Linked DNA regions of Mus musculus: region 2 is linked to region 1. The links are chromatin loops, found by intact Hi-C in ENCODE. Cell type or tissue: left cerebral cortex. All regions are shown on one strand. Each heading gives the region's core, and the rest is flanking DNA. Links, peaks and the distances in the headings are about the cores only. Region 1 holds the start of Gm31103 (a long non-coding RNA gene). Region 2 overlaps Smo (smoothened, frizzled class receptor).

The links. A loop is a pair of places that touch in the nucleus more often than their neighbours do. Peaks named below come from ENCODE experiments on the same cell type or tissue, not always from the same donor. Only the 100,000 strongest peaks of a DNase experiment are listed, where the experiment ranks them.
Region 2: a loop joins it to region 1, with 2.0 times the contacts of the local background. A loop is called at or near these places in 1 of 42 quality-filtered maps.

What each region holds. Positions count from the first base shown.
Region 1 is chr6:29,961,346-29,966,717 of GRCm38, forward strand. The region is part of intron 1 of Gm52897 (a long non-coding RNA gene); the gene reads right to left. It overlaps Gm31103 (a long non-coding RNA gene), which reads left to right and starts at 3,111. Exons shown (of 3, transcript XR_377383.3): 1 at 3,111-3,928; 2 at 4,611-4,692. LOC115490520 (a small nuclear RNA gene) reads left to right here and starts at 2,210; the gene lies at 2,210-2,316. It also overlaps the pseudogene Gm13724. In left cerebral cortex, for the core only: a CTCF peak has its summit at 2,909 (motif pointing left); no DNase peak of the experiment used is centred there; H3K27ac peaks cover 105 bases.
Region 2 is chr6:29,756,360-29,761,731 of GRCm38, forward strand. It overlaps Smo (smoothened, frizzled class receptor), which reads left to right. Exons shown (of 12, transcript NM_176996.4): 7 at 422-514; 8 at 898-1,006; 9 at 1,977-2,162; 10 at 2,507-2,655; 11 at 3,125-3,259; 12 at 3,493-5,007. The coding sequence ends at 3,926. Among named protein-coding and RNA genes, the nearest start is that of Ahcyl2, 9.4 kb to the right of the region's middle. In left cerebral cortex, for the core only: a CTCF peak has its summit at 2,326 (motif pointing left); a DNase peak (open chromatin) is centred at 2,305.

The sequences.
Region 1 (5,372 bases), core at 190-5,189:
GCTGGAGAACCTCCATTTCCGTGTGGAGGAAGAAGGAAGGGGAAAAACTGCTTCGGGGAGCAAGGCCAGAGCCAAGCCATACAAAGTAGATGCTTTCTGAGCGTCACTGTCCAAATGAGAGGGTGTCTATGTCAACTATGCTTTGGGGACTGTGCACTGAGCCCACAGTTCCACAGTGGGAGTGATTCTTCCACAGAAGGCTGGATTTTTTTTTTTTTTAAATGAAGGAGCTGAACTACTTTGCCAAGGCTTTAGAGAGTACAATCTTGGGCAGAGCGAAAGTTGCAAACAAGATCTGGCTGAATTAGTAAATGCTAGAGAGTTGAGCTAAATCACCGGTAGGGGAATGGCCTTTACCTTCTTTAAAGTAAACAACATAGAGATTTTGATTTCTCTGTACGATGAAAGAGGCAAGATGGCGCTAAGATGACCTTGTCTATTGACTTGATACGTTTTGTGAGACTGCCAAGACTGGCCAAGCTGCTGTGGCCTTTGGCATAATTGGATGAGCTTGGACTCAGGTACTGATTGTAGCAAACAATATTCTGAGGCTGTGGTTCCAACGAGTAGATTGTTTGGATTGGACCTATGGGGCATTTAAATGGGAAGCCTTTTCCAGGAATCCAAGTCCCTCATTGATGCAGTGGTGACCGTCCCTTCTAGGGGTTGCATTACTATCATAGTGGAGATGTGCCGAATACAATATGGGATGAGATCAGCCATGTGAACTCTCGAATGGTGCCAACCTAAAGCCCCTGGAAGTAAAGTCCTTCCTGGGATGGGTGCTCCCAGCAATGTTTAGTCTTTTCTTACCAGTGGACTCCTGCGCACAGCTGCTAAGTCAACTTAGTGTTTTCTACATCTCTGTTTGGTGTTAGCACAAGGTTCAGCTAATGGCCAAGAGATGTAGCATCAGGAACCCTTAAACAGCTACACACCATCTCAGCTCATCCCCTTTAGATCCCTTAGCGACTAAGCCATTGCACATTCTAGAGTACTCCTATTAATAGTCTGCCTGCCTGTAAAAGAAAGCAAGCTGTGATAACTTAGTTCTCTTCTCCATGTTGCTGTTCATGACTCTGTGTGGAATTAAGATAGAATTCCAGTTGTGGGTTCAGAGAAATTGATCATATATTCAACAATAAAGATGTCCACTGGAGACACCCTTTCTTTTGTACTCCCAAGATGAACATCTTCCTTGCTGTACTTCCTGGTTTAGGCCTGTTGAGGCATGGGAATCCGTTTATATTTTGAACAGCTTTATCAGAAGATTTTTCAAAGTCTAATTCCAGTTAGCCTGTTTGCCAGTAGTTACAAGTACAGCTCCTTTAAATGCCTCTCTAGATTTGATTACAGGTCCTTTGAGTGTATCGGGCCACTGTAGAGTCTCTCTTCTTTGAGTCTTTTTGTCCAGTGAAAAAATTTAGTGGGGCTTTTGAATACCACATTCTGTTTGGTCTTTACCCTAGGGCAATGTGCTAAAAGCCTTTTGATTCGATGCATCTTCATAGTTTTTTCTCGTGAGCTGGATAAACAGTTGCAGTGGTCAACCTTTGTTAAGTCTTGAAATTTCTGAATTACCTTTTCCCTGCTTGATAATAGGCCAGGTTTTTTGTTCTTTTGTTTGTTTGGTTGGTTGGTTGGTTGGTTGGTTGGTTGGTTTGGTTTGGTTTGGTTTGCCATTCCTTCCTTGTGAAATTTTAACAAATGCAGCTAATACTAGCCAACTCCTGCTACCAACATTTCTATTTTCGAATCTTTTCACCCAGATCAGACATGATGGCACAAGCCAGTAATCCCAGTACTTCTGGAGGCAGAAGCAGGAGGATGACTGGGAGTTCAAGGCCAGCCTAAGCTACTAGGGACTTCTGAGACAGCCAGGACTACACAAAGAAACCCTGCCTCAAAAAAAGCCAAAAGAAATAAGAGGAGGAGTGAAGGAAGAAGGAGAGGAAGAAAAAGGAGGAGGAAGAGGAGGAAGGAAAAGAGGGAGGAAGAGGGAGATAAAGGAGAGGAAGACGAAAGGGAGAAGGAGGAAGGAGATGAAGGAGGGGGAGAAAAAAGGAGGAAGAAAAAGATGAAGGAAGGGAGGAAGAAGAAGAGGAAGAAGAGAGGAGAAGGGAGAACAGCAGCAATGCTCTCTAGCAGACCCTGGTAGCACTGGTTTGTAATTGCAGCTACACAACAGGAAGATTGAAAGTTCAAGGCTATGCTCGCTTCGGCAGCATGTACACTAAAATTAGAACAATACAGAGAAGGTTAGCATGACCCTTGCGCAAGGATGACACGCAAATTCGTGAAGTTTTCCACATTTTTGAAGTTAGAGCAGTCGGAAGCCCAGCTAGGACGTGGCAGTTTCATGGATTTAGAAACACATGACTTCAGGTTGGAAGACAAGCTTGCCAAAACTACTAGAGACAGCTGTAAAATCACCACAGAAGCATCCATGGACTGATGTCTCGGGTTATTAAGGATAAACTGTTTAATCGGATTAACGTTGCTTAATTACTACTGAGTGCTTTTCCTCAAAGCTGGTATGCGGAAGAAAAAAAGCTCAAGTAACAGTTTTAGCCCAGTGACCAAAACTCAAATTAGAAGACTAAGGTGCTGTGTGGTGTCCTGAGTATTAGCACTGTAATATAACTATCACATGAGCCAGGCGGTGGTAGCGCACGCCTTTAATCCCAGCACTCAGGAGGCAGAGGCAGGCGGATTTCTGAGTTTGAGGCCAGCCTGGTCTACAGAGTGAGTTCCAGGACAGCCAGGGCTACACAGAGAAACTCTGTCTCGAAAAATAAATCAAAACAAAACAGTGCTGACTGCTCTTCCAGAGGTCCTGAGTTCAATTCCCAGCAACCACATGGTGGCTCACAACCATCTGTAATGGGATCTGGCGCCCTCTTCTGGTGTGTCTGAAGACAGCAATAAACTCACATATATAAAATAAATAAATCTTTAAAAATAAAAATCCCCAAATTCTCAGAGACTTGTAACAACAAAACTTTTGGCCAGATGCAGGGGCACATCCCAGAACTCTAGGTAGACAACCATGCCTTTAGTCCCAGCACTGGAGAGGCAGAGGCAGGGGGGACCTCTGTGAGTTTGAGGCCAGGCTAGACTACACAATGAGAGGCTGTCTCATAAAAACAAACAGCAACAACAGAGACACTATGATTTCTTTCTTACTTAAGGGTCTGAGTACTTAGTGTGGGAGTTTGTTATACCTGTCTTCTCTTTCTGGGCTCCAGGATCTAAAATGACTGATGGAAAAGACTTTGTTCTCAGTAAAACAGGAACAAGAGACTAATTCCTACAAATAAATGTAGCATCTGCTCCTTAGACATGGTGCACCTTTCAAGGGTTCACAGCAAAGCACCTCAGATGGCCAAGCCTCATATTCGGTAGGGGCACTACTCCCCTACAGGAAGGCACGCCTGGATTAGACTGTTACAGAGGAGGGACATACAACTAGGAACAAGAATAAAGTCTACCACAGTTGTAAAATATCTTCTGAAACTCTGAGGTAAAGAGTTAAAACAGATGCTAGATCAGCAATTGTGAATCATCACCGTGACTTAAGACCTCTACACCGCCAAAGAAAACCTGAACTACGATTCCCAGAATCCCCTATGCTCCGAGAGTCCCTGTTAAAATCTACTAGCAAGCCCATCATCTCCTGGAAGCAGTTACAGTCTATTAGACATACAGATGTGCAGATACGCGACTCACTGCAGATTCTCAGTGAGCTCTGGAGGAGAGTGGCAAGATTGTTTAAGATCTTAGCATCTCAAGAGCTTTTCCGCGAGCTCCTGAGAGCCATCTATCTCAGTGGTTTTTAGCACCTTCTGCTGTGACTTTCTCAACTTAGTAAGACCTTGCCTCAAAATTAAAACAGAGCTGGAAAGAGAAGCAGGAGGATCTTTGTGTGGTAAGCCAATGTTTTCTGTAGTAAAAAGTGTTACATGATTAAGTTATAAATGGCATTTTTGTGGGACAGCAGGTTTTTTAACAGTACCTGTACCAGTACCAGTACTAGCCTTACACGCTTAGGCATATTTCCGAGGGCTCTTCCCCCGCAGCCTAATCACACCCCAGTTACTTTAGTGCAACTTTATTTGATTTTTTTTAAACATGAGAAACAAAACATAGAATTTAGAGTAAGTATGACTATCTACATGCATGAAATACAACTTTTACCAACTTTTGAGTCTCTGCCTATTTTCTCTCTCCCTCCCCCCAAATGAACAGTGAAGAGCATTTGCCTCCTTTCTGATCGCAAATGACCGTTTAACAAAACAAGAAATGCATGATCTCCAATATGGAGTAGAAGGGGAGGTCAAAACTCGCCAGCAAAGCATGGAGTGTGCGATGCTTTGGGAAATGTTGGGTGGTTTGGGTAAATCCTAATAGGGGGCATTTGGAAAACATGGAAAAATGATTTGTTGTTATAGCTCATTATAATTTAGATGGATGTCCCCGACAAAGTCCACGAATTAAAGGTGTGATTCTCAAGGTGGAGCCTTAAGGGAAAATATTTGGCAATTGGGGAGAACACGCACTAAATGGATCATGGGACTCTAACCCCTTGCTTTGTTTCCTGGCTCTTTCAGGAAGCAGTTGCTCTGCCAGATGCTCCTGCCATAAGGCCCTGCCCTTACAACAGGTGTGGCACCTCCAGGACTGTGAGCCAAGGTACCAGTTTCCTCTTACATTTCTGTTGTTTTTTTTGTGGAATATTTTGTTTGTTTCACACGTCTCAATATGTAGCCCTGGCTAGCCTTGAACTCACAGACGTTTGCCTGCCTCTGCCTTTCAAGTGCTGGGATTGGGTGTTTATGGCAGTGACAGAGGATTGATACTGTCCATGTTTTTGGTTATCTTCCACTGGTGACTCTTCGGCAGCTTCTGGTATTCTGTTAGAAATCCTTATCTGCAAAGTTTATGTGAGTTAAGGCCTGAGCACATTATAGCTTCAAGAACATAGTCCAGATGAATTAACTTCCCAAATGTTGTCTAGTACACCCTCCTTAACACACCAAACGTAACATACGCAATGGTAGAGCTGTGTCTCAAAACAGTGATGCTGATTTACTCAGGTGTGCAGTGTTAAGAGAAACTAAACTCGCGGTAAGAATATTTATCAAGCAAACTGTCCCCATAGGATGAGGGAAGAGACAGGTAGGGTTTAGCACAGCCCAGTGAGACTTTAGGGATGTTAGAATTTGGCATAATCTTGATTGTGTGATGATTTTGTAAGTGTGCAAGTATTATCACATATGTGTATTTCACTATATGTCATTTACAAATGAATAATTTTATAAGAAATACGCATGAAAATTCATACAAAAAAAACCCTATCAAACTTGTTATTG
Region 2 (5,372 bases), core at 241-5,240, 200 kb before region 1:
AATTAATCACTAATAGTTTGTTGTATGGGATGCAGAGGTGGTTCTATTTGGGATATATTTGGTTTATAAAATAAAATTATATAATTTTTTAATGTGGCTACTAGAAAATTTGAGATTTTTTTTATATGTCACACAATGTATTCCTATTGGGCAATACTATTGTTGATTCTGTTTCAAGCTTTCACCATCAGAATAGCTTTGACCTGGTTTCCTCTCTCTGTCCTTGACTGTTGTCTAGGCTCTGTCCCAGTTACCGCAGCCCATAGCACATTTGCTAATAGCTGTTCTCTCATTCTCTGGTTCCCCAAGCTTTATGTAATTAGTCATAGGAATCCAGCGCCATGGGGCCTCCCTCCATGCACCCCCCACCCCAGAAGAGTGTCTTCTGTCCTGCTAATGTCTCAATTCTCTGTCTGTTTAGGGGTCATGACTCTGTTCTCCATCAAGAGCAACCACCCTGGGCTTCTGAGTGAGAAGGCAGCCAGCAAGATCAACGAGACCATGCTGCGCCTGGGTAAGTGGTGCCCAGGGGACTCTGGACATCTCAGTACTGAATCCTGATGGGGCCTCCAGGATGCAGAAAGACAGTGTGGAGAGTTAAATATTCAGGGACAGAGCCAAGGTATAGTGATAGTGGAGGAGGCAACTCCCTCTGAGAAGGGGAAGAACCCAGGTTAGTGCCAGGACCGCTACCACAGGCCCCTCGCCCTTCCTGTGGCCTCCCATAGTATAATAAATCACCTCTGGATTTATTTTGGAGGATGCAGTTTCTGACCTGAGCCCCGATGTAGCCACCCTGGACTCAGCTGCCTTCAGTATTCCATACGCAGTTGCCCTCCTCCCGGGTGCTGCTACCATCTCTGTTCTGGTAACGGATCCCGCCCCTGAACTCCACAGGCATTTTTGGCTTCCTGGCCTTTGGCTTTGTGCTCATCACCTTCAGCTGCCACTTCTATGACTTCTTCAACCAGGCTGAGTGGGAGCGTAGCTTCCGGGACTATGTGCTGTGAGTGAGGGGCCCCGGGCTTGGCTGTGGGCGTGGTTGGGACTGGAGCTCCGGCTATAATGCAGCATTGCATCTGCTTGTGAAGTGCTTGTTCCACCATCCCGCCTCAGCTATGAATAGCTTCTACATTGCTGTTCAACTCCACATGTCTGTCTGCGCCCCTGGGCAGGATGTCCTGTGTGTTTGCAACTGTTCAGAAACCAACCCATGTTGTGATCTGTGTGCCTTCTACCATCGGTGGCTCTCCCTGAGTCAATGCACAGGAGCAGGTCCTTGGACAGCTCAGCAACCTGGTCAAGTTTGCCAGTTCTGCTTGAGTGTTTCTGGATCTCAGTAAAGGTGAACCAGGGCACCTGTGGCATCTCCACTGCTAAAAGGATGCCTGCTGCTACTGGGGCTCATGGTTAAAACTTCCCTTAAAAGGAGACTCTGGCTGGAGAGATGGCTCTGTTTTTAGGAGTGCTTGTTACTGTGCCATAGGATGTAAGGTCAGTTCTCAGCATCTACACCTGGTAGCTCCCAAATGCCTGTATCTCCAGCTCCAGAGATCTCTCCCTCTCCTGGACTCTGCAAGCACCTGGACATAAGTGGCACACACACACACACACACACACACAACACACACACACAACACACACACACATCTCTGACTGCTTTTGGCTCATTCTTAAGTTTCCCCCTTTCAGTCTAGGAAGATGTTACCTGCGGTGATGCTCGATTCTTGTCCCCGAAGTTTGATGTGAGGCTCAGACAGCAGTGATTTATAAAAGCTCTCTAGATGATTCCAAAGTATGTCACTGGGGTCTAGTGGTACAGCTCAGTGGTAGAACCTAGTATGTGTGGGTTTCACCTCCAGCACCCGCTCCATGAGAATCACGCAGTGGGGCTCAGCTCTCTCCTATATGGATTCATGTTGGGTGCCTTCTTACTGGATCCCGATACCTTAGCTGTTGACCGTTCCTCATCATAGATGCCAAGCCAACGTGACCATCGGGCTGCCTACCAAGAAGCCCATTCCTGACTGTGAGATCAAGAATCGGCCCAGCCTCCTGGTGGAGAAGATCAATCTATTTGCCATGTTTGGCACTGGCATTGCCATGAGCACCTGGGTCTGGACCAAGGCCACCCTGCTCATCTGGAGGCGCACCTGGTGCAGGTGGGGTCAGCAGCTGTCTGATCTTGTCCTTCCTCTCTTACCCTCAGCCTCACGTCTTCACTTGAGGGCTTTGTCTTACATGCTTCCAAAACAGACTGGGGCAGTGTTTGCCAAAAGCAAGTCTGGATGGCTAATTGCTTAGCTGCTCACCACTGCCCTCTAGGGGACAGTGAGAACCAGCGCTTTTCAAGTAGGAGCCACAGGAGCCCTGCATTCTGGGCATGTTTTGTTGCTGTGAAGGCCTCAGCTCCTCAGGACTTAAACCTAGAATCCCAGGTCTTTCGATAGATTTGGAAGGCAGCGGCTGCTCTTGCACTTGCCAGCCCCACCCCTTCTGTTCTCAGGTTGACTGGGCACAGTGATGATGAGCCCAAGAGAATCAAGAAGAGCAAGATGATCGCCAAGGCCTTCTCTAAGCGGCGTGAGCTGCTGCAGAACCCGGGCCAGGAGCTCTCCTTCAGCATGCACACTGTCTCCCATGATGGACCTGTTGGTGAGCCTCAGTGTATTGTCCTGCGGAGACACCTGACCTCCACAGTACCAGGCCGGTTTCCGTCTGGATACACGGACTGTTTGACAAACTAGGGAATGAGGCACTCACTCACACTCTGCCTTGTCGTGTCTCACTGCCCCCCCCGACCCCCACCTCTCCCCTCTACCCCCTTTCCTCCCTCGGCCTGTTCACGGTATTGCAGTTCTCTGAGGACTTTGCTCTCTCTTCCTTCTTCTCTGCCATCTCCAGTGACTTTTCTGAGCCAGAGTAAGTCAGGGTGCTGGCCCTAGACTTATGATCTCAAGTTTTACTTTTTGGGAATCAGAGGCTGCTGCACTCGGATTTTGAATGGGCACTGGCTCCAGGGTGGAATCTCTCTGCCAGCTGCAGTGGGAAGGACTGGCTAGGAAAGATGACCCATGTTACATAAGGAGGGGTCATTGTTCTTTCTTTCCTTTCATCCCCAAAGCGGGTTTGGCTTTTGACCTCAATGAACCCTCAGCTGACGTCTCCTCTGCCTGGGCTCAGCATGTCACCAAGATGGTGGCTCGGAGAGGAGCCATATTGCCCCAGGATGTGTCCGTTACCCCTGTGGCAACTCCAGGTATGAGGGCTCTGTCTTCTGCAGGAAGGAGGGGTGGGTGGACACTTTGGAATGAATGTATGGGGTTGTAGAACTAGGGGAAGGAAGGAAAGGCCCCAGAGGACCTGAAGGAGATGCCAAGGCTTGGGAAGCCTGGAGGGACGGGTCCCAGAACCCAAGAACAGGGATTCTGGGAGGGAAGGGTGGAAAGAACAGAACAAAGCCCTAAGCTGTGCTCTTTGTCCCCCTGACAGTGCCACCAGAAGAACAAGCCAACATGTGGCTGGTTGAGGCAGAGATCTCCCCAGAGTTAGAGAAGCGTTTGGGCCGGAAGAAAAAGCGGAGGAAGAGGAAGAAGGAGGTGTGCCCCTTGAGGCCAGCCCCTGAGCTTCACCACTCTGCCCCTGTTCCTGCCACCAGTGCAGTTCCTCGGCTGCCTCAGCTGCCTCGGCAGAAGTGCCTGGTAGCTGCAAACGCCTGGGGAACAGGGGAGTCCTGCCGACAGGGAGCCTGGACTCTAGTCTCCAACCCCTTCTGCCCAGAGCCTAGTCCCCATCAAGATCCATTTCTCCCTGGTGCCTCAGCCCCCCGGGTCTGGGCTCAGGGCCGCCTCCAGGGGCTGGGATCCATTCATTCCCGCACTAACCTAATGGAGGCTGAGATCTTGGATGCAGACTCGGACTTCTGAGCCTGCAGGGCAGGTCCTAGGATGGGAAAGACAAATGTACACCTTTCTATGGCTCTTCCTGAGAGCACACCTCTGGGTCTCATCTGACAGAGTCTGTGGGCCAAGTGTCTGCCTAGAAGAGCTGTGTATGTCTGGCTAGAAGCAGCCAGGCCATGGAAACAAGTTGAATACAGCGATTGGTAGGCCTCATGTCAGAATCAGGACCCTGCACTTCAGGACCCTTGCTTCTGCCCACCAATCAGAGTCTGACTGGCAGTGTTAGTCTCCGACAGAGCTTGTACTAGGGCAGGAATGGCAGAGACAGGGATGATGGTACCCAGAGTGGGCTGTGGTGGTCTGTGAGGTAACCAAGCCCATGTCTGGCAGATGAGGGCTGTTTGCCCTTTTCTGTGCCAATGAGTGCCCTTTTCTGGCACTCTCAGACCAAAAGTGTTTATTGTGTCATTTGTCCTTTGTCTAGGAGAGGACAGGACTCTCTTTTTCCTCTTCCTGGTAGTTGTAATGACCACTCCCATAAGGGCTATAACTGTTCTTCACAGGTGGCCCTGCTCAAAATACATCCTCTCTTTTCCCGTTCTATCCCTACATTCACATCTCAGTTCCACTAGGCCAACCTCTTCCTGGTTAGCACCTTAAAACTGCAGTGAGCACACACAGACACACACACACATACACTCTCACACACACAGACAGGCATGCACACACACACACACACACACACACACACACACACCCCTTACTTCTGAGCTCTGTCTTAAGAGACTACTGGTTCAGCTCCAGGCCTCTGAAAGACATGTTATTTCTTCCTCACATCCATCCAGTGGGGAGGACCCTCTGACTTAAGGGACCACCTTGGGAAGCTTCTGTAGCTTCAGCCAGGCAAGAAAGCTTCTTCCAACTTCTGTTTCTGGTGGGAGCGGGGGGACTCCCACTTTTTACAATGTCTAGTCATTTTCATAGTGCCCCACATTCAAGAACCAGACAACAGGATGCCTTAGAAGCTGGCTGGGTTTTGGGTCAGGGGCTCAGTATGAGAAGAAGAAATATGAACAGCAAATAAAACATTTTTGTATAAGCTCATGCGTGTTTCTTTTCCCCAGCCCCAGCTCTGGCTTATGTACCTGGTCCAGAACTTCCATGAACTCCTGAGGTCTTTTTCACCAGTGGAAAGCTTGCTGGTGTGGTCATGACTGACAGATACAGGGCTGATTCAGCGTAATATGCTGGCTGCTCTCTCTGGCTACTTGGCAGTAAATGAACAAAAGGTGCTTGTTGGCCACCTTTGTATCCTTAAGTTCCAAGCATAAAGAGAATGAAGGACAGACATGCAGGATGCCCTTGGAGTGGCCATGGGAAGCGAGTGTTTTCCTGGTGGTATACAGACGGGCACAGCTACTGCCAGTCCCAGGTTTCACCATTGCAGGGTGGCATGCTCTGCCTCCTTCC